Regions from separate parts of the Homo sapiens genome. Here region 2 is linked to region 1. The links are chromatin loops, found by intact Hi-C in ENCODE. Cell type or tissue: mammary epithelial cell. All regions are shown on one strand. Each heading gives the region's core, and the rest is flanking DNA. Links, peaks and the distances in the headings are about the cores only.

Region 1 (11,230 bases), core at 661-8,660:
GACCCAGCCAGCGTGCCCCGAGGTACCCGGGGAGGGGGCCCCCCAGCCAGCGTGCCCTGAGGTGCCCGGGGAGGGGGCCCAGCCAGAGTGCCCCGAGGTACCCGGGGAGGGGGCCCCCCAGCCAGCGTGCCCCGAGGTGCCCGGGGAGGGGACCCAGCCAGCATTCCCCGAGGTGCCCGGGGAGGGGGCCCCCCAGCCAGAGTGCCCCGAGGTGCCCGGGGAGGGGGTCCAGCCAGCATTCCCCGAGGTGCCCGGGGAGGGGGTCCAGCCAGCATGACCCGAGGTGTCTGGGGAGGGGGCCCCCCAGCCAGCGTGCCCCGAGGTGCCCGGGGAGGGGGCCCAGCCAGCGTGCCCCGAGGTGCCTGGGGAGGGGACCCAGCCAGCGTGCCCCGAGGTACCCGGGGAGGGGGCCCCCCAGCCAGAGTGCCCCGAGGTGCCCGGGGAGGGGGTCCAGCCAGCATGCCCCGAGGTACCCGGGGAGGGGGCCCCCCAGCTAGAGTGCCCCGAGGTGCCCGGGGAGGGGGTCCAGCCAGCATTCCCTGAGGTGCCCAGAGAGGGGGTCCATCCAGCATGCCCCGAGGTACCTGGGGAGGGGGCCCCCCAGCCAGCGTGCCCCGAGGTGCCCGGGGAGGGGGCCCAGCCAGCGTGCCCCGAGGTGCCCGGGGAGGGGGCCCAGCCAGCGTGCCCCGAGGTACCCGGGGAGGGGGCCCCCCAGCCAGCGTGCCCCGAGGTACCCGGGGAGGGGGCCCAGCCAGCATGCCCCGAGGTACCTGGGGAGGGGGCCCCCCAGCCAGCGTGCCCCGAGGTGCCCGGGAGGACAGGAGAAGGGTTGGAAGCTGGGCTGGGGGCAGCAGGCGGGAGCTCTGGGAACCCCGGGAGTCCTGGCCCAGCGCAGGCTGTGCTCCGGATGGCGGGGAAGCCCCTTTGCCTCTTGCGCGTCTCAAGCTGCACAGGCTGCGGGAGTCCTTTGCTGACCTCTGCCCCGCGGCCTGGCGGCCCTTCTGCTGCAGGCTGCCCAGTTGCCCGAGTGCTGTGTCCACCTGGCCACTCCTCTACCTGAGCTGTCACCCTTCCTCTCCCTAGGGTATGCACCACGTGGTCCTTGACGGGCACCTGGAGGCCCCGAGCTGCCCCCTGGCTCCCAGGGACCCTGGCCCAGCAGCCCGGGAAGTGGCCCCGGAGCGTACTCTTCCCTTGAGGGGGGCTCCCTGGGCACAGGCCCCCCCTGGAAGGCAACCCAGCCGTGGGGGCTCCCAGGCTGGCCCCCCGCACACGGACTCGTCCTGCTTGCTCACGCCTCCCAGCACTCCACTTGGCCCTGAGCCTGGGGACCCCGACTGGCCAGAGTCCGGCGGCCCCTGTGGAAAAGCGCTCCCAGAGAGGCAGAGGAACGGACTCAGCGGCCTCCGGGGTGCAGCTCCGGAAGGTGAGCCCTGCCTGGTGCTCAGGCGGGAACCCACCCCAGACCCCGCACAGCACCCTGATGGCCGGTCCCCTGGGATCGTTCCCCCCTTGGGTCCTAGGTTTCCTTACCTGCCCCACAGACACCTGCAACCTGAGACGGGGCCAGATGGAGAGGGCTCAGGGCTGCTCAGCCCCCAGCAGCTGGGCCACACGGTCGCTCAGTCGCTGACACGTCTTGGGCAGATACTCACTGTGATCTGGGAGGGAGAGAGTCTAGAAAGTGGCTCAGAGTCACTCCTGCACTGGGCAGAGGAAGGGATGGCTGAGCCAGTGGAGAGGATGTGCTGAGGGGGAACCCAGGGGTCTTCAGGGAGAAGGTGGAGCTGGAGTCCTCCAGGGCAGGGCCTGTGTGTGCCTGTGTGCTTGTGCGTGTGGATATGTGTGCTCACAGGTGCATGGGTGTGCTGGTGCGTGTGTGCATGGGTGTGTGCATCTGCATGGGTGTGTCTGCATGGTGTGCATTGTGTGTGCATCTCTGCATGGGTGTGTCTGCATGGTGTGCATTGTGTGTGCATCTGTGCATGGGTGTAAGTGCACGTGTGCATGGGCATGCTTGCACATGTGTGCATGGCTGTGAGTATATGTGTGCATGAGTGTGTGTGCGCAGCTGGCCTAGGCTGGGGAGGGCATTGAGGGTGAGGCAGCCCCAGCCGGCCCTGGCCTCCTGTGAGGGGCTTGGGTGTGCCTTGCAGGAGCGAAGTGTCCTGGGTGCGTGTGCAGAGTCAGAGTGTCCCCTGTGGCTTGGGGCCACCTGGCCAAGCTGGGTCCCAGGCAGGCCACTTGCTCAGGTGCACAGCTCATCTCTGACCTAAGTGCACCCACGGCAGGATCACCATTATGGAGAGGGCACCAGCTGGTGGCCCTCAGGGCAGGTGCTTGGGCTGGGCTGGGCTAGGGCCTGGGGCCCCGGTCTGGTCAGCGGTGGGAACCCTCAGGGTGCACATGGCCACATCTGGGTGTGGAGGGAGGAGGAGGAGGAGCAGAGATTGCTGAGGAGGTGGCACAGAACCGCGTGGGTCCCTGGAGCTGGAAAACAGCCGCCCCCAGAGGGGCGAGTGTCCTGGGACTGCCAGGGGCGGGGACTGAGGTGCTCCCTCAGGGAACATGGGGGTGTCGCCCATGGGCGGACCCCGACCCTAATGTCTGGGTTGCCGGTCACATTCTGCCTGAACAGCGTCTCCTGGGAGCCACAGGAGGCCATCCCATCCCTGACGCCCTACAGAGGCAGCCAGGCCAGGACATCCCATTCCTCGTCGTGATTCCTGGCGCCTCACTCCCACCCACCTTTCCTGGCCCCCACCCAGGAGACTCTGCAGCCCTTGCGGAGGAGTCCCCTCCAGCCCCGTCCAGCCGCAGCTCCAGCACCGAGGACTTCTGCTACGTCTTCACGGTGGAGCTGGAACGAGGCCCCTCCGGGCTGGGGATGGGCCTGATCGACGGGATGGTGAGTGGCCCAGGACCCTCGCCGCACCCCCATACTGGCTGCCTGGCCCCGCCTGTTCATGCAAGCCTGGCCGCAGCTTGCGTGGCCACGTGGCTACAGGAAGGCCTTCGGGGAGGAGAGTGGGGTTGGCCTCTGCAGCTGGGAGGGGAACCCAGCCTGTCCAACGGCCACGCCCCCTGGGCCTGCTGTCTCTTGCCTCTGTCCTCAAGCCTTTGGGGTCTGTCCTGGGCCTGTGGGGACGGTGGTGTCCACTGCTTTTCTGGAGGGACGCGTGAAACCATGAGTGGGCCTGGCTGGATGCCAGGCGGGGGCCTGTAGGTGCCAAGGGAGGGGCTGCAGTGGTCCTCGCTGGGGACAGCCAGTCGGGCCTGCGGAGCTCTGAGGCCTCTGCTTGTCCCCAGCACACGCACCTGGGCGCCCCCGGGCTCTACATCCAGACCCTGCTCCCGGGCAGCCCCGCAGCGGCCGACGGGCGCCTGTCGCTGGGGGACCGTATCCTGGAGGTGAATGGCAGCAGCCTCCTGGGCCTTGGCTACCTGAGGTACCCCCACCGCATGCACGCCCGGCCCCTTCTCCCAGATGCCCTGCTCAGGGGAGTGGACCTGGGGTAAAGGAGAGGCCCGGCTGCACCCTGTGGGTCTCCCCTGGTGCCCTCCTGCCCACCCCCACCTCTGGCATGGATTTCAGAGCTGTGGACCTGATCCGTCATGGCGGGAAGAAGATGCGGTTCCTGGTCGCGAAGTCCGACGTGGAAACAGCCAAGAAGATCCATTTCCGCACGCCCCCTCTCTAGGGGGGCTGCGAGGACACCCCCACAGGCCCGGCACCCGGTCCCACCTGGTGACACTGGGCTTCCTCCCGCCTTCGTCCCTGTTTTGTAACTGACCAAGTTGGGTCCCGGGTGGGGAGCCTCACCCTGGGGACATGCCTGTTGATAACATGCATCTCAGTGTAGGTTCTATTTATATGGCAGATGACGTGAAATTGTGATGTTTGTTACAGAGCTTTTATGTTTAAAGACTTCAATGGAGAAGTACGGTTCAATAAACTATTTTTCCCGTTCTTAGAGGGTGCCCTGCTGGGGTCTCAACTCGGGCAGCAGGCGTGGGCTGCTCGGAGGGGCCGCAGGGGCTCCCCATGGCCTCTGCCTGCCACCGGCACGGGAGAATGCAGTGACAGCTGTCATCAGGGGATCATCTGAACTGACTCTCCCTGCCCCCGTCCCACCCAGACACAGGGCACTGCAGGAAGCAGCTCCAACAGCCCCTCCCAGCTGAAGCAGGGCCAGACCTGGCAGAGGATGCTGGACTTCTGATCCCGCTGCTCAGCACAGGCCCCAGAGAAAGGTCTAGACACCCAGGCGTTGGAAAGTGGACCGGCCTGATGGTCTCTGAGGCGCCGAGCCCACCCTGGGCCCTGCTTCCTCTCCCAGGACTCCTGCTCCCTCCTGAGTTCCTCTCCCCTACTAAAGCCACCAGCGTGGCCCTGATACCAGGCTGGCGGCCCCAGGCCCTTAATCCTCACCAGCGTCCCCCTGGCCACCGGCCCTAACCCGGGCAGGAGGCCAGCGTCCCTCTCCACCAGCTGGCTGACCATGCGCAGGACCAGGGCAGGGCACTTGCTGCCTCGGGGTGACAGCGTGGGTCGCTGGGCATCCTCAGCAGCTCCACCAACTGGGTGTGGGTGGCTTCCGCGCCCTCCTGGCTGTGGTGGAACTGGTGGCCCAGGGTCATCTTTGATAGCAACAGAGAAACCCTGGGGAAGAGGGTCCCGGCATCAGTTGCAGATGCACCTCTCACTGGGACAGAGGTCTGTGCGGGGTCCCCAGATCGGTGTCCTGGGTCTGTCCCAGGCCCTGGGCCTCGTGCAGCTCCACGCTGCCCCCTGGTGTGCGCTACGGCGAGGTGCAGCGCGTCCGCCCCGCGCCCTCTGCCGACCCGCAGTTCTGTGTGCGGCTCCGCATTGCGCCTGGCTCGAAACGGCGACCACTGCCAGGTTCCCAAAATACTGGATAAAATATATATATATATATAGTGTTTGTATATATATTTAAGATATGTAAAATATATGAATATATATAAATATATAATTATATATGAATATATTACATATTCATGTATACGTAATATATTCGTATATTTTATAAACATTTTTTATATTTTATTATATAAAATATAAATATTTAATTTTTTTTTATGAGACGGAGTCTCGCTCTGTGACCCAGGCTGGAGTGCAGTGGTGCAATCTCAGCTCACTGCAACCTCCACCTCCCAGGTTCAAGCAATTCTCCTCAGTCTCCTGAGTAGCTGGGATTACAGGCGCCTGCCACCACGCTTGGCTAATTTAGTACTTTTAGTAGAGACAGGGTTTCACCACGTTGGCCAGGCTGATTTCAAACTGACATCAAGTGATCTGCCCGCCTTGCCCTCCCAAAGTGCTGGGATTACAGGCGTGGGATTACCATGCCTGGCCTTGTTCTGTTTCTTTTCCTAGGAGTCCCACAACGTGTGTGTTAGCACTGCCGAGAATGTCTCACAGCTCTGGACGGTCTGCATTTCTGGACCTGGTGCAGATCCCAGGATCCTGGACTCTGATTTGATGCCTTAACGGTGGAAGGGGGTTGAGTATATTTTTTATGTGGGAGGGGTGTGGACTGTGGCCAGAGGAAAGACAGTGGCAAGGCATTTCCAAAGGTGGCCACCAACAGTTCCTCCCACAAAGAGAAGGGGGCTTATCTCTTCTTCCCTGCAATATTCTCCGGCCTTCTGACTTGCTCCGAACAACAGGATGCAGCATAAGTGATATTCTGGGACCTTCCAAGCCAGACTGAAGGGCCTTTGGTTTCTATTTTCATGCTCCTGGAACTCAGCATCCATGGAAAGAAGCTCTTGGCATCACCCCAAGGAAGGGAGGCCCCGTGGAGTCGGGGAGGCCCAGCTAGCCTCTGGCCGCTGAAGCACCTAGCTGAGGTGCGGGACTGGTGAGGGCTGCCACTGGCTGTTCTGGTCTTGCTGAGCTTCCAGGCGAATGCAGTCCCACCAGTGATCCCGGGGACACCACGTGGAGCAGAACGACTTCCCAGCCAGGCCCCAGACAATCTACAACACTGTGAAAGGTAACACTTCTTATGGGTGTTTTGTTTTTTGGTTGTTTTGTTGATGGAGTTTCACTCTGGTCACTCAGGCTGAAGTGCAATGGTGCAATACGGCTCACTGCAACCTCCGCCTCCCAGGTTCAAGTGATTCTCCTGCCTCAGTCTCCTGACTGGGATTACAGGCACCTGTCAGCACACGCAGCTGATTTTTGTATTTTTAGTAGAGACCAGGTTTCACCATGTTGGCCAGGCTGGTCTCAAAACTCCTGACCTCAGGTGATCTGCCTGCCTCGGCCTCCCAGAGTGCTGGGATGACAGGCGTGAGCCACCGTGCCCGGCCTGTTTTTGTGTTTTAAAAGCATTTTATTTTGACATAATTATAGATCCAAAGGAAGCTGCAAAAATAGCAGAGTCCCGTGTACCTCCACCAGCTTCTCCCACTGCAAAACCTGAAAACCGACGTTGACTTGTTACTATTAATATAGCAGTTACGCTTTGTACATATTCAGTTGTCACCACTTTTTAAGTTAAAGTGGAATTCACATAGAGTTAGCTATTTAAAGTGTATAATTCAATGGCAAGCAGCACGTTCACAGTGTTATGCAACCATCACCACTGTCTAGTTTGGTCACCTCCAACGGGGAAAACACGGCCACTAAGCAGGCTCTCCCCATTCCCTTCTGCCCCTAGGCCCTGGCAACCACAAACCCACTTTCTGCCTCTGTCTACACCTCTTGTGGATATTTCATGTAAGTGTTATCAGAAAGGGGTCCTGATCCAGACCCCAAGAGAAGGTTCTTGAACCTCGAGCAAGGGAAAATTCAGGGCAAGTCCATAAAGTGAAAGCAAGTTTATTAAGAAAGTAAAGAAACAGGCCGGGCACGGTGGCTCACGCCTGTAATCCCAGCACTTTGGGAGGCCGAGGCGGGCAGATCACGAGGTCAGGAGATCGAGACCATCCTGGCTAACACGGTGAAACCCCGTCTCTACTAAAAATGCAAAAAATTAGCCGGGCGTGGTGGTGGGCACCTGTAGTCCCAGCTACTTGGGAGGCTGAGGCAGAATGGTGTGAACCTGGGAGGCGGAGCTTGCAGTGAGCCGAGATCGCGCCATTGCACTCCAGCCTGGGCAATAGAGCAAGACTCTGCCTCAAAAAAAAAAAAAAGAAAGAAAAGAAACAGGCGCAGCGGCTCATGCCTATAATTCAAGCATATTGGGAGACTGAGGTGGGTGGATCACCTGAGCTCAGGAGTTCGAGACCAGCCTGACCAACATGGTGAAACCCCATCTCTACTAAAAATACAAAAATTAACTGGGTGGGACAGACGCGTTGGCTCACGCCTGTAATCCCAGCACTGTGGGAGGCCAAGGCCTGACCACCTGAGGTCAGGAGTTTGAGACCATCCTGGCCAACATGGTGAAACCCCGTCTCTACTAAAAATAGAAAAATTAGCTGGGAATGGTAGCAAGCGCCTGTAATCCCAGCTACTCAGGAGGCTGAGTCAGGAGAATCACTTGAACCTGGGAGGCGGAGGTTGCAGTGAGCTGAGATTGTGCCATTGTATTCCATCCAGCCTGGGTAACAGAGCAAGACTCTGTCTCAAAAAAAAAAAAAATAAATAAATAATAAAATTAGCTGGGGGTGGTGGCACACACCTGTAATCCCAGCTACTCAGGAGGCTGAGGCCGGAGAATTGCTTGAAACCAGGAGGTGGAGGTTGCAGTGAGCCGAGATTGCATCATTGCACTCCAGCCTGGGCAACAGGGCAAGACTCTGTCTCAAAAAAAAAAAAAAAAATGGCCACTCCAAAGGCAGAGCAGCAGCATGAGCGCTAGTGAGTATATTTAGAGTTATTTCTTGATTACATGCTAAACAAGGGGCGGATTATTCATGAGTTTTCTAGGAAAGGGATGAAGATTTCCTGGAACTGAGGGTCCTTCCCCTTTTTAGACTACATAGGTAACTTCCTGACGTTACCGTGGCATTTGGAAACTGTCACTGCGCTGGTGGGAGTGTCTTTTAGAATGCTAATGAATTATAATTAGCAACTAACGAGCAGCAAGGATGACTAGAGATCACTGTCGTTGCTGTCTTGGTTTTGGCCAGCTTCTCTACAGCATCCTATTTTATCAGGAGTGTCTTTGGGACCCGCATCTTGAACCTGTACCTTGTGCTGACCTCCTGTCTCATCCCGTGACTAAGAATGCCTGTCCTCCTGGGAATGCAGCCCCGCAGGTCTCAGCCTCGTTTTTACCCAGCCCCTATTTAAGACGCGGTTGCTGTGGCTCCCACGCCTCTGACCTGAGTCATGCAGTATGTGGCCTTGGGTCTGGATTCTTTTGTGTCCGGAATTGGTGGGTTCTTGGTCTCACTGACCTCAAGAATGAAGTCGCGGACCCTCGCGGTGAGTGTTACAGTTCTTAAAGGCTGCGTGTCCGCAGTTTGTTCTTTATGATGTTCGGATGTGTTCGGAGTTTCTTCCTTTTGGTGGGTTCGTGGTCTCGCTGGCTCAGGAGTGAAGCTGCAGACCTTCGCGGTGAGTGTTACAGCTCTTAAGGCGGCGCGTCTGGAGTTGTTCGTTCCTCCCAGTGGGTTCGTGGTCTTGCTGGCTTTAGGAGTGAAGCTGCAGATCTTTGCGATGAGTGTTATAGCTCATAAAGGCAGTGTGGACCCAAAGAGTGAGCAGCAGCAAGATTTATTGCAAAGAGCGAACAAACAAAGCATCCCGGTGTGGAAGGGGACCCGAGTGGGTTGTCACTGCTGGCTCGGGCAGCCTGCTTTTATTCTCATCTGGCCCCACCCACATCCTGCTGACTGGTAGAGCCGAGTGGTCTGTTTTGACAGGGTGCTGATTGGTGCGTTTACAATCCCTGAGCTAGACACAAAGGTTCTCCATGTCCCCACCAGATTAACTAGATACAGAGTGTTGACAAAAAGGTTTTCCAAGTCCCCACCAGAGTAGCTAGATACAGAGTGTCTATTGGTGCATTCACAAACCCTGAGCTAGACACAAGGTGCTGATTGGTGTGTTTACAAACCTTGAGCTAGATACAGAGTGCCAATTGGTTTATTTACAATCCCTTAGCTAGACATAAAGGTTCTCCAAGTCCCCACCAGACTCAGGAGCCCAGCTGGCTTTCACCCAGTGGATCCTGCACAGGGGCTGCAGGTAGAGCTGCCTGCCAGTCCCGTGCCCTGCTCCAAAGGCACTCCTCAGCCCTTGGGTGGTCGATGGGACTGGGTGCCCTGAGCAGGTGGCAACACTCGTTGGGGAGGCTCGGACTGCGCAGGAACCCACGGAGGGGAGGGGGGAGGCTCAGGCATGGCGGGCTGCAGGTCCCCAGCCCTGCCCCGCAGGAAGGCAGCTAAGGCCCAGTGAGAAATCGAGCACAGCAGCTGCTGGTCCAGGTGCTAAGCCCCTCACTGCCCAGGCTGGCGGGGCTAGCCGGCGGCTCCGAGTGCGGGGCCCACAGAGCCCACGCCCACCCGGAACTCGCGCTGGCCCGCAAGCACCGCGTGCAGCCCTGGTTCCCACCGCGCCTCTCCCTCCACACCTCCCCGCAAGCTGAGGGAGCCGGCTCCGGCCTTGGCCAGCCCTGAAAGGGGCTCCCACAGTGCAGTGGCGGGCTGAAGGGCTCCTCAAGTGCTGCCAAAGTGGGAGCCCAGGCAGAGGAGGCGCCAAGAGCGAGCGAGGGCTGTGAGGACTGCCAGCAGGCTGTCACTTCTCACTTTCACTTAGCATATAATGTTTCTAAGGTTTATCATCTTTTCTGTAAATCTGAAAAACTATTCTAAAATTTCAGTTTATTTAAAAAAAAAGTTGAGAGCTGGTGAGCTTTGCCCTTTTCCCAGCTGCCTCCTGGAGGCCACCTGAAGGTTGCTCCTCCCTGGGCTGGGGTCATGCCCTCCGAGGCCCTGTGGCCATGAGCTCCTCCTTGTCCCTTGGATGAGCGGGACGGCCCTTCAAGTCACACTCCCAGTCCTAAGCCGGGCGCTGCTGCACAGGCTGCGGACTTAGCACCAGCTGGCCTGGGCGGTGGCCCCACGAGTGCCTGGGAGCTGGGAGCCAGGACACCCCCGACGCCTTCAGGTCAGGGAAGCCCCGCCCCAGGGCAGGAGGGGAGCTGCGGACTCAGTGGGAGACTCATTCCGAGCCTAGGGGCAGCCCCACGCTCTCTGAGCTTCGGGATGAGCCCAGCAGCGCCCCCACACCCACTGCTGCAGGCGGGGTCGTGCACCGCACTGGGAAGTGATCCCGAGACCCGCGCACTGGCACGCACGCCTTGGTATGCACAGTTGTACACGTGCGCTGCTGTTTCCACGTGGAAACACAAACACAGTGCTGCCGACGGAAGCGCCTGCCAGCGCCAGCCTTTCCTGCGGCCCCGGCTCAGCGGCCCTGGGCTGTCATCGCAGGCCGCGGGGGACACCAGCCGTCCTGGAGCTCGGAACGCGACCCAAGGCCCAGGCTGTGGGGCAGGCGAGCGCTTCCTGGGCTGGAACCTGGCGGTGAGGACCCCGCGGTTCGGCTCGGGCATCTGGGGAGCTCCTGAGCCCGCACGGTGTCCCCTGCTCCGTTCCTTGCGCGTCACTCGCCCCCTCCATAGTCCTGAGGCTGGGCAAGGGGCAGGACCCTGCAGTCGCCTTCAGCCTGTGGTTTCTTAGTCGCAGAGCTATGGGGGATTGGGGGCGGGGCCGAGGCCGGAGGGGAGGTGGGCGGGGCCAGAGCAAAAGAGGAGACCGGGGGCGGAGCCAGAGTGGGGAGGGGGAAGAGTTTGAGCCTGGGGGCGGGGCGTGAGGCTCTCGGGGCGGCGGCGCCCCCTGGCGGCTGAGCCCGTCCCAGGCACCGGGCGGAACGTGCGACACAGCTGTGCCTTGGTAGTCCGGAGGGTGGGACCACAGGGCCCAGGAAGGTGGCGGGGCTGGGGCCGCACGCCCAGACACCTCCCCTTCGCGCGAATCCAGTGTTCTGAGCTCCACTCAGGTGGCTCCCTGGGGCCTTCCCTCCGAATGGCCAGAGGCCGCAGCCTGCATAGGCCATGGCGCTTGCAACCCTCCCCCGGTCCCCTTCATCTTCAGGCTATTCAAGGGCATCAAAAGGGGCATTGACAAGCGCACCACCCAGAGCGGTGACCACACCCGGGAACTCGCGCCGCTGCCTTCCGGGCTGTGCACAAATGACCTGGTTTCTGTAGCAGCAGTGGCACGCCGGGCTGAGCCTCCAGGA
Region 2 (15,521 bases), core at 3,345-11,344, 380 kb before region 1:
AATTAGCCAGCCATGGTGGCGCACAGCTGTAGTCCCAGCTACTTGAGAGGCTGAGGTGGGAAAATTTCTTGAGCCTGGGACGTTGAGGCTGCAGTGAGCCGTGATCATGCCACTACACTCCAGCCTAGGTGACAGAGTGAGACCCTGTCTCTAAAACAAAAAAAAAATTGTTAAGAAAATAAATTTTAAATGTTCTCACCACCAAAAAATATAAATATTTGAGGTGATGGATGTATTAATTAGCTTGATTTAATTATTCCACGTTGTATTCATAAGCCATAACATCACGTTGTACACCATAAATACACACATGGTCAATTTACAATAAAATTTTAAAAATGTAAAGAATGGCAATGGAAACAAAAAATATTGAATGGATAAAAGGAAATGCTTCCAGAATAGTGGAGCAAGAATCTCCAAAAACTCACTCCTCCATATAAGCAAAGAGAATGCTGACAAAAATGGTCAAAATCAATTTCTTCAGACCTGGAAATTATCTAAAGGCTTGCAACAATTTGAAGAGTATATGTTCAAGTAAGAGGGCTGAATCTCAGTATAAACACTGATTTTGTGCCATTTTAATTTGCTCTAAAAGCATCCCTCTCTTCCAGATCCATGAAAATAGGCTGGCTTTTAACCATGGTAGCTGTGAAAACAAGCATCTTGCCAGTCACTGGAAGAGGCAGGCTGGGCTTGGAGCTCCCTAAAAGCCCCATCCCCCAAAAACTGTCACTATTTGACTTGTCTGCCAGTTTGCTGAAAAATGCTATTCTCAAAGCTTGTCTTTATTTGATCCAAGAGTTTGCCAGTATCTGTGCAAATAGCCCTATGCCCAAGGCATTTGTCCAAAACAATCAGTGGCAATTGTTTAACATTTCAACTACCTGATGTGGTGTAACCGTGGCAAGGCAAGGGTTAAAAAGAAAAGAAGAACAAGTTTTCCTCTGCTTAGCAGCTCACTTCAAGGACAGTTACAAGATAACACTGTCTGAAAAGTTGAAGCCAAAGGAATGGGCTCCAGACATCCATACCCGGCTAATTTTTTGTATTTTTAGTAGAGATGGGGTTTCACCATGTTAGCCAGGATGGTCTCGATCTCCTGACCTTGTGATCCCCCGCCTCGGCCTCCCAAAGTGCTGGGATTACAGGCGTGAGCCACTGCGCCTGGCTTGATCAAAAATTTTTTAAAGGAATAACTGGGAAAAGAGATGCCAATAAGATACTTTAAAAAACCCCTGCTGTGTTTCTGAGAATCTAGTGGGCTACGTGCATGTACAGGGCTGTGCGCACACCCAGGAAGACCTGAGAAGGTCCTAAACTCTCACCTCTGGCTGACCTTGAGTGTCTGCACAAGAGGAAATGAAGGCTAAGGCAGAGTTGTAAGTTGCTTGCTGGAGTATTGAAAACATGCCTCAACACACACAGAGTTTGTCAGCAAATGCTGGGAAACTTAATGGTCTAAAGCATTTAAAAAGATCACTTTTTAATTTTTTAAATCATTTTTTTAAAAATATGGAATAATTCACGAATTTGTGTGTAATCCTGGCACAAGGGTCAGATAATCTTCTCTGTATCATTTTAATTTTAGTGTATGTGCTGCCAAAGCAAGTAGACGTCTAGGAATATCTCTGTCCAGTTATTAGCTGACCACTGAGATAACTAAGCAAAGTCTTCAGTGGTTGCACAGAACAAAGAACACAGATTTTACAAAGTCCAGAAAAGTCACTAAACAAACACCAGCAGCAACAAGCAACAACAACAGCAAACCCCAGGGAGTGGGGAGAGAGGAATCTGATTTCCAGAAGTGCCATATTGTTTAATTTAATTTTTTTTTCTTTTGTAGAGACAGAGTCTTCCTATGTTGCCCAGGCTGATCTCAAAGTCCTGGGCTCAAGTGATCCTCCTGTCTTAGCCTTTCCAAGTGCTGGGATTACAGGCGTGATCCACTGCACCCGGCCATAAACTATGATGTTTGCCAGGCTAGGTGTATTGAATGCATTTTGACTTATGATATTTTCAACTTAAAATGGGTTTATCAAGACATAATTCTATTGTAAGTTGAGGAATATCTGTATATGCATAATGCAAATCCCAGAAGGATAGGATTGAGAAGAGGGGGAGAAAGAATATTAGAAGAAATAGAGGGTGAAAACTTCCTGAATTCGATTTAAAAAATATTAATCTAAATATTCAAAAAGTTTGATGAACTCCAAGTACGATAAACTAAAAAACGATTAACAGCTAGGCACATGATAGTCAAAGTGTTGAAAGTCAAAGAGAATCGTGAAAGTAGCAAGAAAAGTGTAACTCATCACATACAAGGGACATTCAATAAAATTAACAGTTGAGTTGCTATCAGAAAAAATGGTCACGATCCAGTTTTCCCAGCACCATTTGTTTGCAAAGGCAATTCTTTCCCCCTCAAATTGAAACACTTGTCAAAAACATAAGGGCTTACTTCTGGACTCTTGGTTCTATTCTATTGATCTAATGTCTATCCTTATGCCAGTACCACACTGTCTTGATTACCGTAGCTTTGCAGTAAGTTTTAAAACTGGGAAGTGTGAGACCTCTAACTTGGTACGTCTGTCTTCCAGATTGTTTTAGCTATTCCAGGTTTCTTAATTTTCATAGGAATTTTAGGACCAGCTTGTCAGTTTTTGCAAAACTACAGTCAGAATTTTGATAGGAATTGTGTTGACCCTGTAAGTAATTTTTGAGACAATTGGTATCTTAATATTAAGTCCTGGGCATGGTGGCACATGCCTGTAGTGCCAGGTACTTTGGAGGCTGAAATAGAAGGATGATTTGAGTTCAGATACTCAAGTCCATCCTGGGCAACATAGTAAGAACTTCATCTCTAAAAACAAAAACAAAACCCACAACATTAAGTCTTCTGATCCATGAATATGGGACGTATTCCCATTTATTTAGGTCTGTGATTTCTTTCAACAATGTTTTGTGGTTTTAAATATACAAGTCTTGCAGTTTATTTGTTTATTTATTTGAGATGGAGTCTCTCTCTGTCCCCAGGCTGGAGTGCAGTGATGCAATCTCAGCTCACTGCAACCTCCGCCTCCGGGGTTCAAGCCATTCTCATGCCTCAGCTTCCTGAGTAGCTGGGACTATAGGCTCACGCCACCATTCCCAGTTAATTTTTTTGTGTTTTTAGTAGAGATGGGGTTTCGTCATGTTGCCCAGGCTGTTGTTGAACTCCTGACCTCAAGTGATCCACCCACCTCGGCCTCCCAAAGTGCTAGGATTACAGGCATGAGCCACTGTGCCCAGCCAATCCTATTTCTTTGCATGTCTCATAATTATTTCTTGAAAGCTGGATTTTTTTAAAAATTATTATTATTATTATCATTATTTGAGACAGAGTCTTGCTCTGTCGCCCAGGCTGGATTGCAGTGGCGTGATCTTGGCTCACTGCAAGCTCTGCCTCCTGGGTTCATGCCATTCTCCTGCCTCAGCCTCCCGAGAGCTGGGACCACAGGTGCCTGCCACCACACCTGGCTGATTTTTTGTATTTTTAGTAGAGACGGGGTTTCACCGTGTTAGCCAGGATGGTCTCAATCTCCTGACCTCGTGATCTGCCCGCCTTGGCCTCCCAACGTGCTGGGATTACAGGCGTGAGCTGCCACGCCCGGCCAAAAACTGGACGTTTTAGATAATGTATTTTAGCAACTCTGACACTTGATTCCCCCAACTCCAGTCAGGGGTTGTGGTTACTGTTGTTTGCTAGGTGATGTATTACTTTGTGACTGGGCTGAACAAGTTTCACCACTACGATCCTCATCTCACACTATGCAGACTCAGATGTCCCTGCTCAGATTTTTTCTTCCTGTTTTTACCTTTTAACTTGGCTACCTAGGGGTCGCCCCTGGGTCAGCATAAGCCACTTAATGGTTAAAGATTGTGCTTGGCCAGGCACGGTGGCTCATGTCTGTAATCCCAGCACTTTGGGAGGCCGAGGCAGGAGGAGCACTTGAGCCCAGGAATTCAAGACGGGCCTGGGCAACACAGCGAGACCCCATCTCTACAAAAAATAAAACAAATTAGCCAGTCATGGTGGTGCATGCCTGTAGTCCCAGCTACTCAGGAGACTGAGGTGGGAGGATTGCTTGGGCCCAGGAGTTCAAGGCTGCAGTGAGCCATGATCATGCCACTCCATTCCAGCAGCCTGAGTGACAGAGTGACACCTTGTCTCTCTCTCAAAAAAAAGTTGTGTTTAAGCCCCTTGGCCAGTTAGATTTTTGCCCTTTCCCACTGGACGTGTGTGTGGCTTGGAGGCTGCTATCACCATTCAGAGAATTTCCCCTTTTGCCCTGGTCAGTCAGGAACTGGTAGCTTGGCATTCTTCCTGTGATTTCTCCCGAGAAGGCGCAGCTTTGGGCAGGCAGCCTTCCAGATGGCCGGGGATGGCTCTGACGTCATCTTTAAGCCTGGCTTCCTAGGAGTCACCGCTGTGCCAGAGCGGCTTATCGTTTGTTCCGTGCTGGCCACAGCTTATGCTAAGCCCCTGGTACCTGTGACAATGGGTCTGGGTGCGTGTGGGGAATGTTTTGGGTCTACTCCAGGTGTTAATCTGATTGCTTCGAGTGGGTGCTGCCAAGCACAGGTCCACAGAATTCCTGACCACCTCCCCCCAGTTTGTCTATGATCCCGTGGAGATATTCTTGGCTCTCTCTTTCTCTCGTTCTCTCTCTCTCTTTTTCTTTTTTTTGGAGACAGAGTCTCGCTCTGTTGCCCAGGCTGGAGCGCAGTGGTGCGATCTTAGCTCACTGCAACCTCTACCTCCCATGTTCAAACGATTCTCCTGCCTCAGCCTCCGGAGTAGCTGGGACTACAGGTGCATGCTGCCACTCCCAGCTAATTTTTGTAGTTTTAGTAGAGATGAGGTTTCACCACGTTGGCCAGGGTGGTCTTGAACTCCTGACCTCAGGTGATCCGCCTGCCTTAGCTTCCCAAAGTGCTGAGATTATAGATGTGAGCCAATGTGCCTGGTCTTAAGTTTCTTTATAATCAATGGTCTCTTCAGTGCACTTTTTTTTTTTTCGAGATGGAGTCTCTCTCTGTCACCCAGGCTGGAGTGCAATGGCATGATCTTGGCTCACTGAAACCTCCACCTTCCTGGTTTAAGCAATTCCCCTGCCTCAGCCTCCCGAGTAGCTGGGATTACAGGTGCATGCCACCACGCCCAGTTAATTTTTTTGTATTTTTAGTAGAGACAGGGTTTCACCATGTTGGCCAGACTGGTCTCAAACTCTTGACCTCAGGCAATCGGCCCGCCTCAGCCTCCCAAAGTGCTGGGATTACGGGCATGAGCCACTGCGCCCGGCTTCACTGCCCGTTTTTATGTCAGGGATTTGTTGGCGAGACTGAAGCCCCTGTCCTACAGAATGTCCCGCATTCTGGATATAGCCAATTGTGTTCCTGTGGTTTCACTTAACACAAAGATGTGAATATTCTTGTCTCTTTTACTTAGAACTAGAGGAAAATCTGTTTGGGCAAGACTTCTGTGATTCCCATAGGTCAGAGGGTGTGTGTATTTTTTTCTCTTTTTTTTTTTTTTTTTTTGAGACAGAGTCTTGCTCTGTTGCCCAGGCTGGAGTGCAGTGGCGCTGTCTCGGCTCACTGCAATCTCCACCTCCCGGGTTCACGCCATTCTCCTGCCTCAGCCTCCCGAGTAGCTGGGACTACAGGTGCCCGCCACCATGCCCGGCCAATTTTTTGTATTTTTTAAGTAGAGACGGGGTTTCACTGTGTTAGCCAGGATGCTCTCAATCTCCTGACCTCGTGATCCACATGCCTCGGCCTCCCAAAATGCTGGGATGACAGGCGTGAGCCACCGCGCCCGGCCGGGTGTGTGTATTTTAGATTTTGACTTGTGCTGCTGAAAAGGTTGCACTAATGTACAGGCCTCTAACCCTGTATGGAAATGCCGTTCCCACCCCAGCCATAAGCAGAATCAACCCTTAATGTGATCTTTTAATATTTTTAATAGAGACAGGGTCTTGTTCTGTTGTCCAGAACTACTCCTGGGCTCAAGCGATTCTCCCACCTGGGCCTCCCAAAATGATGGGATACAGGCATGAGCCACCACACCCGGCCTACTATGATCTTTTAAAAATTCTTGGGCCCGGCGCCGTGGCTTACGCCTGTAATCCCAGCACTTTGGGAGGCCGAGGCGGGCGGATCATGAGGTCAGGAGATCGAGACCACCCTGGCTAACACGGTGAAACCCCATCTCTACTAAAAATACAAACAATTATTTAGGCGTGGTGGTGGGCACCTGTAGTCCCAGCTACTCGGGAGGCTGAGGTAGGAGAATGGCGTGAACCTGGGAGGCGGAGCTTGCAGTGAGCGGAGATCGCGCCACTGCACTCCAGCCTGGGCGACAGAACGAGACTCCGTCTCAAAAAAAAAAAAATTCTTTCAGTTTTTCTGAGACAGGGTCTCGCTCTGTCACCCGGGCTGGAGTGCAGTGGCATAATTATGACTCATTGCAGCCTTGACCTCCCGGGCTCAAGTCATCCTCCCACCGCAGCCTCCCAAGTAGCTGAGACTACAGGAGCGTCCCACCATGCCCAGCTAATTTTTATTTTTATTTTTTTGAGATGGAGTCCTGCTCTGTCGCCAGGCTGGAGTGCAGTGGTGCGATCTCGGCTCGCTGCAACCTCCGACTCCCCGGTTCGAGCGATTCTCCTTCCTCAGCCTCCGGAGTAGCTGGGATTACAGGCGTGCGCCACCATGCTCAGCTAATTTTTGTATTTTTAGTAGTGACAGGGTTTCACCATGTTGGCCAGGATGGTCTCAATCTCCTGACCTCGTGATTCGCCTGCTTTGGCCTCCCAAAGTGTTGGGATTACAGGCGTGAGCCACCGCGCCCGGCCAGTGATCATTTTTAATATGTGATAATTCTATTTCTGGCCACAAGAGGCCACCAACTCCCAGCATGTTGGACCCAAGGGGACCCTCCTAGGCTGGCTGACTTGGCATGGGCTCCCCTCCTGGGAGGCGGGAATGGGACTATTGTTCCGGGAAACACCTCAAGTCCCGTGATCAGGACTAGAGGAGTGGGGCGGACAGGGCAGGATTGGACAAGAGGCTGCACATGTCAGAGAAGGGCCAGGCTGAATTTCAGACCTGGTGGTCAGCTCCTGGAAATTCGAGCACTGAACCCTTCTGTGATTAAAAATGCATGGTAGTTAAAGCTGCCGGCCATCGTTATGGCAGCAGGTGTGCCTCCGAACACACTTCTTCCCCCCTCTGCTATGCACGACAGACATACACACACACACACACACACACACACAGTACAAAGATGTGGAGATGTGGCCTCTCTCTTTTTTGTTGGTGTAGTTACGTATATTTTCAGGTGCTTTTTTTTGGTTGATTGAAGTATAATTTACATACGGCAAAATTCACCTGTGTTAGGTGTATAGTTCTATACATTTTTTTTTTTTTTTGAGATGGAGTCTCGCTGTCACCAAAGCTGGTGTGCAGGGCACAATCTCAGCTCACTGCAACCTCCGACTCCCAGGCTCAAGCAATGCTCTTGCCTCAGCCTCCTGAGATGCTGGGATTACAGGCACCTGCCACCACACCTGGCTAATTTCTGTATTTTTAGTAGAGACAGGGTTTCATCATGTTGGCCAGGCTGGTCCCGAACTCCTGGCCTCAAGTGATCCACCCACCTGGGACTCCCAAAGTGCTAGGATGACAGGCATGAGCCACCTCACTTGGCCTGTTGTGGTTTAATTTGCAATTCCTCGTGGTCAGTAATGTTGTGCATGCTTTCCTGTGCTTATTTGCCATCCGTATATCTTCTTTGATAAAGCGTCTTTTCAACACTGAGTGCATTTTCTTTTTTAGAGGGGGAGTCTTCCTCTGTTGCCCAGGCTGAAGTGCAGTGGCGCCATCATAGCTCACTGTAATCTCACAGCGCTGTGTGCACAGCTGTGGTCCAAGCTACTCGAGAGGCTGAGGTGGGAGGGTCGTCTGGGAGGGTCGTCTGGCCCCAGGAAGTTGACGCTGCAGTGAGCTGTGATTGCGCCACTGCACTCCAGCCTGGGTGACAGAGCAAGACACCATCTTAAAAAAAAGAAAAAAAAAAAGGCTAGGCATAGTGGCTCATGCCTGTAATGCCAGCACTTTGGGAGGCCGAGGTGGGTTGATCACTTGAGGTCAGGAGTTCGAGAACATCCTGGCCAACATGGTAAAACCCCGTCTCTACTAAAAATACAAAAATTAGCTGGGCGTGGTGGCGCATGCCTGTAATCCCAGCTACTCGGGAGGCTGAGGCAGGAAAATCACGGAACCTGGGAGGCGGAGGTTGCAGTGAGCCGAGATCATGCCACTGCACTCCAGCCTGGCGACAGAGTGAGACTCGGTCTCAAAAAAACAAAACAAAACAAAAACCAAAAACAACAAAAAAGAAATCAATGATTTTTTTTTGTCAATAATAACCAAACACTGGAAACAGCTCAGGTGTTGATCAACAGCAGAAGGATTCAACAAACTATGGGGCACCTATGCCCTAGAAAACCACCTGACAATAAAAATAAGTGAACTACTGATGCCCACAACTTGCATGGATCTCAAACACGTTCTAAGGAATCTAGAATGATTCCATTTCTAAGAAGTTCTAGAATAGGCAAAGCTAGTCAGAACAGGCAGTGAAGATTGAGTGGAACAGGCATGATGGAACTTTCTGCGATTCTTTTTTTTTTTTTTGAGACAGGGTCTTGCTCTGTCACCCAGGCTGGAGTGCAGTGGTGCAGTGGCATGATCGTAGCTCACTGCAGCCTCGACCTCCTGGGCTCAGGTGATCCTTCTGCCTCAGCCTCCCGGCTAGCTGGGACCACAGGCACGCCACCACACCTGGCTAATTTTTGTAGTTGTTCTAGAGGCAGGGTCTTGCCATGTTGCCCAGGCTGGTCTCGATCTCCTGGACTCAAGTGATCTGCCTGACTCAGCCTCCTGAAGTGCTAGGACTGCAGGCGTGAGTCACCACACCTGCCCCATCATTTTTAAAAATGCATTTCAAAGTAGCTGGCAAACATCACGATAAGCACTTCAGCATGCATACTATTAACTAGAGTTGAATATGTGTTTACCGCTTCGTTTTTGGCAGGGGAAATTTACACGGTGCAATGCATAACTTTTGAGTGAACGTTCACTGATGGTTAACAAATGCAGACACATGTGTGAGCCAAAGCCCTTTAAATATATATAGAATCAGCCGGGCGCGGTGGCGCATGCCTGTAATCCCAGCACTTTGGGAGGCCGTGGCGGTGGATTACCTGAGGTCAGGGGTTTGAGACCAGCCTGGCCAACATGGTGAAACCCCGTTTCTACTAAAAATACAAAATCACCCAGATGTGGTGGCACATGCCTATAATCCCAGCTACTCAGGAGGCTGAGGGAGGAGAATCGCTTGAACCCAGGAGGCAAAGGTTGCAGTGCGCCGAGATCACGCCACTGCACTCCAGCCTGGGCGACAGAGTGAGACTCCATCTCAAAAAAGGCAAAAACAAAAACAACAGCAACAACTATATATATATATTCTGGCCAGGTGTAGTGATTCATGCTTTGAGAGCACTTTGGGAAGCAAAGGGGGTGGGTGGGAATGGCTTGAGGTCAGGAGTTTGAGACCATCCCAGGCAATGTGGTGAAACCCCATCCCTAGTCGAAATACAAAATATTAGCCGGGGGTGGTTGCAAGGCAGCACCACTGTACTTCAGCCTGGACACAGAGTGAGACTCTGTCTCAAAATTAAAGAAAGAAAAAAAAAGAAAAAAGGATGGATGAATGTATCAAGGGATAGATACATGACAGGACAAATAGGGTAAGATGCCAGTAGTAGCATCTGGGAGGTGGCCGTACATGTGTTCATGATACAATTCTGTTAAACTTCTCTGAATGCTTGAAAAAGTACAAGATAAAAATGTTGGCAAAATTAACTGTCAGTGATTTATCTTTCTGTCTTTTTTTGTTTGTTTCTGTTTCAGAGACAGGGTCTGGCTCTGTTGCTGAGGCTGGAGTACAGTGGCATGATCATAGCTCTCTGTAGCCTCAACCTCCTGGGCTCAAGTGATCCCCCTGACTCAGCCTCCCCAGTAGCTGGGATTACAGGCGTGTGCCAACATGCCCAGTTGATTTTTAAAATTTTTTTGTAGAGGCTGGGCTCGGTGGATCATGCCTGTAATCCCAGCACTTTGGGAGGCCAAGGTTGGTGGATGACCTGAGGTCAGGAGTTCGAGACCAGCCTGGCCAACATGGTGAAACCCCGTCTCTACTAAAAATACAAAGGAAAAAACAAAAGAAAAAAAAATCAGCCAGGCGTGGTGGCATGCGCCTGTAACCCCCAGCTACTTGGGAGGCTGAGCCAGAAGAATTGCTTAAACTGGGGAGGCAGAGGTTGCAGTGAGCAGAGATCACACCACTGCTCTCCAGCCTGGGCAACAGAGCAAGACTTCATCTCAAAGAAAATTTAAAAAAAAAAATTTTTTTTTGTAGATATGGGTCTTGCTCTGTTGCCCTGGCTGGTCTCAAACTCCTGGGCTCAGGGGATCCGACCCCTTCAGCCTGCCAAAGTGCTGGGATTACAAATATGAGCTACCTTGCCTGGCCTGATTTCTCTTTCTTAGTAGTACCTAAGAGAAACATGCATCTTACAGGTGATGGTGCCCTAGATCTAATGAAATATGGTGTTATTTTTAAGCTCAGCCAGGACGAGTGCAGTGGCTCACGCCTGTAATCCCAACACTGGGAGGCCAAGGCGGGTGGATCACTTGAGGTCAGGAGTTTGAGACCAGCCTGGCCAACATAGTGAAACTCTGTTTCGACTAAAAATACAAAAATTAGGTGGGCATGGTGGTGCACGTCTGTAAACGCAGCTTCTGGCAAACCTGAGGCATGAGAATCGCTTGAACCCAGTAGGCAGAGGTTGCAGTCTGCCGAGATTGCGCTACTGCACTCCAGCCTGGGTGACAGAGAAAGACGACTCTCTCAAAAAAAAAAAAAAGATACAAAGAAAAATAAAAGAAGCTCAGCAGCCAGGAACCTAGGCACTGCCCTCAGTGGCCACCACCTGCCCATTTCCTTTGAAAACTCTGGACTCTGTCTCCTGGAATCTGCATTCTCTGATCCCCCCAAGTCAACGTGGAACCAGCTCCTGCCCTAGATGGCAGCACCACCTTTTCCCAGCACCCATGCCACACCCTCCTGTGACACTGAGTGTGTGGTTCCCCTACTTCCTTCCCTCCCCGGCACCTGGAGGACAGAGGCCAGACCCCTTACTCCAATTCTAGGAACCAGAGGGACTCCAATCGCACCACACTGCTGCATGCCGCTGAGCCTTTGTGGGTGCTGGTGTTTTTGTTTTGTTTTTTGTTGTGGTGTTTTTTGAGACAGAGTCTCTCTCTGTCCCCCAGGCTGGAGTGCAGTGGCGTGATCTGCAACCTCTGCCTCCCAGGTTCAAGCATTCAAGCGATTCTCCTGCCTCAGCTTCCCAAGTTGCTGTGGGGACTACAGGCACGCACCAGCATGCCTGGCTAATTTTTGTATTTTTAGTAGAGATGGAGTTTCACCATGTTGGCCAGGCTGGTCTCGAACTCCTGATCTCGGGTGATCCACCCACCTTGGCCTCCCAAAGTACTGGGATTACAGGCTTGAGCCACCATACCTGGCCTGCTCTTGACCTCTTTTATTGTTGTTTTTGTTGTGTAGATCAAGCCACGACATCACTGGGTAGCTGTCAATCCATTAGGAACACCGCTAGGTCTATTTCCCATTGCCACTGATTGCTTGGGGTTAGGACGCCATGGTTCTCATTCCAGCGTTGCCACCCGTATGATCAGTGTATTTCTCTCACCTCTGATGGCTAAGTGCTACCTCTTAGAATTTATTTATTTATCGTTATTATTATTTTTTCAAGATGGAGTCTTGCTGTGTCGCCTAGGCTGGAGTGCAGTAGTGCGATCTCTGCTCCCTGCAACCTCTGCCTCCCAAGTAGCTGGGATTACAGGTGCATGCCACCATGCCTGGCTAATTTTTGTATTTTTAGTAGAGACGGGGTTTCGCCATCTTGGCCGGGCTGGTCTCGAACTCCTGACCTCGTGATCCACCCACCTCGGCCTCCCAAAGTGCTGGGATTACAGGTGTGAGCCACCCCACCCCGCCTATTTATTTATTGAAATGGAGTCTCGCTCTGTTGCCCAGGTTGGAGTTCAGTGGCATGATCTCGGCTCACTGCAACCTCTGCCTTCCGGGTTCAAGCAATTCTCCTGCCTCAGCCTTTTTAGTAGCTGGGCTTACAAGCACCCACCACCACGCCCAGCTAATTATTGTATTTTTAGTAGAGATGGGGTTTTGCCATGTTGGCCAGGCTTGTCTCCAACCCCTGACCTTGGGTGATTCATCCGCCTTGGCCTCCCAAAGTGTTGGGATTACAGGCGTAAGCCACCGCACCTGGCCAATTTTTGTACTTTTATTTTATTTTTATATTATATTATTATTTTTTTTCTGAGACAGAGTCTTGCTCTGTTGCCCAGGCTGGAGTGCAGTGGCATCATCTTGGCCCACTGCAACCTCTGCCTCCCAGGTTCTACCTTTCTCCTGCCTCAGCCTCCCAAGTAGCTGAGATTACAGGTGCCCGCCACCGCATCCTACCTAATTCTTGTACTTTTAGTAGAGATGGGGTTTTATCATGTTGCCAGGCTGGTCCTGAACTCCTGACCTCAGGTGATCCGCCCCCCTCAGCCTCCCAAAGTGCTGGGATTACAGGCATGAGCCATTGCGCCTGGCCAACTCCGCATTTTTAAACAAAGTTTTCTCTTCCTTAACCAATTAGAAATAAAAAAAAAAAATCTTTGAATCCACCTATGACCTGTAAGCCCCCACTTTAAGATATCCCACCTTTTAGGGCCAAACCAACGTATAGCCTCCATACTGATTTATGACTTTGCCGTAACCTCCGCCTCCTTACCTTTAAAGACGCCTACCTGCAAGCCAGCAGGGAGTTCTGGATGTAAAGCTGCCAGATTCTCCTTGCTTGGCGCCCTGCAAATAAATGCCCTCTTTTTTCTCGCTGCAAACCTTGGTGTGGGTGGTTGGCCTCACTGTGCCAGGCATCTGGACCCTGTGAAGGTCAGTCCTTGCTTCCTCTCACTGATTTTTTTTTTTTTTTGAGACAGGGTCTCACTCCCTTCTCCCAGCTGCTGGAGTGCAGTGGCACAATCATTGCCCACTGCAGCCTCCACTTCCTGGACTCGGGTGATTCTCCCACTTCAGCCTCCTGAGTAGCTGAGACCACATGCATGTGTCACCACGCCCGGCAAATGTTTTGTATTTTTAGTGCAGGCAGGGGTCTTGCTATGTTGCCCAGGCTGGTCTCAAACTCCTGAGCTCAAGCAGTCCGCCCGCCTTGGCCTCCTAAAGTGAAGGAAATATAGGTGTGTGCCACCATACCAGGCCCAAGATGTTATCTTTAATTTCTATAGAGAACCAAGTATCTGGTGACTCTAACTCCCTTGGCTATTGGTTTAAGCTACTTTTTTTTTTTTTTTGGAGACAGAGTTTTGCTCTGTCACCCAGGCTGGAGTGCAATGGTGCAATCTCGGCTCACTGCAACCTCCGCTTCCTGGGTTCAAGCGATTCTCCTGCCTCAGCCTCCTGAGTAGCTGGGGTTACAGGTGCATCCCACCACACCCAGCTAATTTTTGTAGTTTTGTTTTGTTTTGTTTTGTTTTGTTTTTGAGACACAGTCTCAGCTCTGGTGCTAGGCTGGAGTGCAGTGGTGCAATCTCGGCTCACTGCAGCCTCTACCTCCTGGGTTCAAGTGATTCGCCTGCCTCAGCCTCCCAAGTAGCTGGGACTACAGCGTGTGCCACCACGCCCAGCTAATTTTTGTATTTTTAGTAGAGATGGGGTTTCACCATGTTGGCCAGGATGGTCTTGATTTCTTGACCTTGTGATCCACCCGCCTTAGCCTCCCGCGGTAGTTTTTAGTAGAGACGGGGTTTCACCATGTTGGCCATGCTGGTCTCGAACTCCTGACCTCAGGTGACCTGCCTGCCTCAGCCACCCAAAGTACTGGGATTACAGCCATGAGCTACCGTGCCTGGCGGATTCAAGGCTGTTATCTGTATCCTGAGATCTGTTCCTTCTGGCTCCTTCATCCCCTCACAACCCTGTAGTTGCTTCTCTTGCAGTTACCCGCCATGATCCAATGCCATTTAACCTGAATCCATGCTCAGGGCTTCCCTATAAGTGCTGGGCTCTCTCCTGTTGGAAAGAAACAATTTCTTTTTCTTTTTTTTTTTTTTTTGAGATGGAGTTTCACTCTTGTTGCCCAGGCTGGAGTGCAATGGTGCGATCTTGGCTCACTGCAACCTCCGCCTCCCGGGTTCAAGCGATTCTTGTGCCTCAGCCTCCTGAGTAGCTGGGATTACAGGCACCCATCACCACGCCCTGCTAACTTTTTTGTGTGTTTTTAGTAGAGACATGGTTTCGCCATGTTGGCCAGACCGGTCTTGAACTCCTGACCTCAGGTGATCCGCCTGCCTCCACCTCCCAAAGTCCTGGGCTTACAGGTGTGAGCCACCAGGCCCGGCCGGAAAGAAATATTTTCTGAGATACATAAGCTTTTTTTAAAAATTAAGGGCCAGGCACCGTGGCTCACATCTGTAAGTGCAGCACTTTGGGAGGCTAAGGCAGGAGGATTGATTGAGGCCAGGAGTTGGAGGCTACAGTGAGCTGTGATTGCACCACTGCACTCTAGCCTGGGAGACAGAGCGAGACCCTGACTCTAACAATAATTACATCAATAAAATTTGAAAGTTAAAATTAAGATTCTTCAGCTTCTTTTGGGCCGGGTATGGTCGCTCATGCTTGTAATCCCAGCACTTTGGGAGGCTGCAGCAGGTGGATCACTTGAGGCCAGGAGTTTGAGACCAGCCTGGCCAACACTGTGAAACCCCATCTCTACTAAAAATACAAAAATTAGCCGGTGTGGTGATGCATGCCTGTAATCCCAGCTGTTCAGGAGGCTGAGACAGGAGAATCGCTTGAACTTTGGAGATGGAGGTTGCGGTGAGCTGAGAGCATGCCACTCTATTCCAGCCCGGGTGACAGAACTAGACTCCGTCTCAAAAAAAAAAAAGAAAGATTCTTCAGTCTCTTTTGATCTTCCTATGCCCACTTCATGGTGCCCGGAGCTGCTCATGTTTAGATTTGCCATGGGCGGTGCTCCCATACATCTGAAGATGCAAAGATCTCTTTTCTTCCTGGTCACCTAATCCTGCTGGCCTTCTCAGGCTCATCTGCAGAAGACCCCACTCAAAAGTAGGGTCTGGCCGGCCGCGGTGGCTCATGCCTGTAATCCCAGCACTTTGGGAGGCTGAGGCAGGTGGATCACCTGAGGTCAGGAGTTCAAGAACAGCCTGGCCAACATGGCGAAACCCCGTCTCTACTAAAAAATACCAAAATTAGCCAGGCATGGTGGTGGGCGCCT

What was found. Peaks named below come from ENCODE experiments on the same cell type or tissue, not always from the same donor. Only the 100,000 strongest peaks of a DNase experiment are listed, where the experiment ranks them.
Region 2: a loop joins it to region 1, with 16 times the contacts of the local background. A loop is called at or near these places in 6 of 110 quality-filtered maps.

What each region holds. Positions count from the first base shown.
Region 1 is chr7:4,791,849-4,803,078 of GRCh38, reverse strand. RADIL (Rap associating with DIL domain) reads left to right here. Exons shown (of 15, transcript NM_018059.5): 12 at 1,084-1,426; 13 at 2,769-2,908; 14 at 3,310-3,449; 15 at 3,596-6,024. The coding sequence ends at 3,701. AP5Z1 (adaptor related protein complex 5 subunit zeta 1) reads right to left here. Exons shown (of 17, transcript NM_014855.3): 17 at 8,682-11,230. Among named protein-coding and RNA genes, the nearest start is that of MIR4656, 8.8 kb to the right of the region's middle. RefSeq lists silencers at 4,852-4,901, 10,726-10,845 and enhancers at 9,477-10,151, 10,256-10,335. In mammary epithelial cell, for the core only: a CTCF peak has its summit at 4,793 (motif pointing left); no DNase peak of the experiment used is centred there.
Region 2 is chr7:5,166,148-5,181,668 of GRCh38, reverse strand. It overlaps the pseudogene RNU6-215P. Among named protein-coding and RNA genes, the nearest start is that of WIPI2, 16 kb to the left of the region's middle. In mammary epithelial cell, for the core only: a CTCF peak has its summit at 6,971 (motif pointing right); no DNase peak of the experiment used is centred there.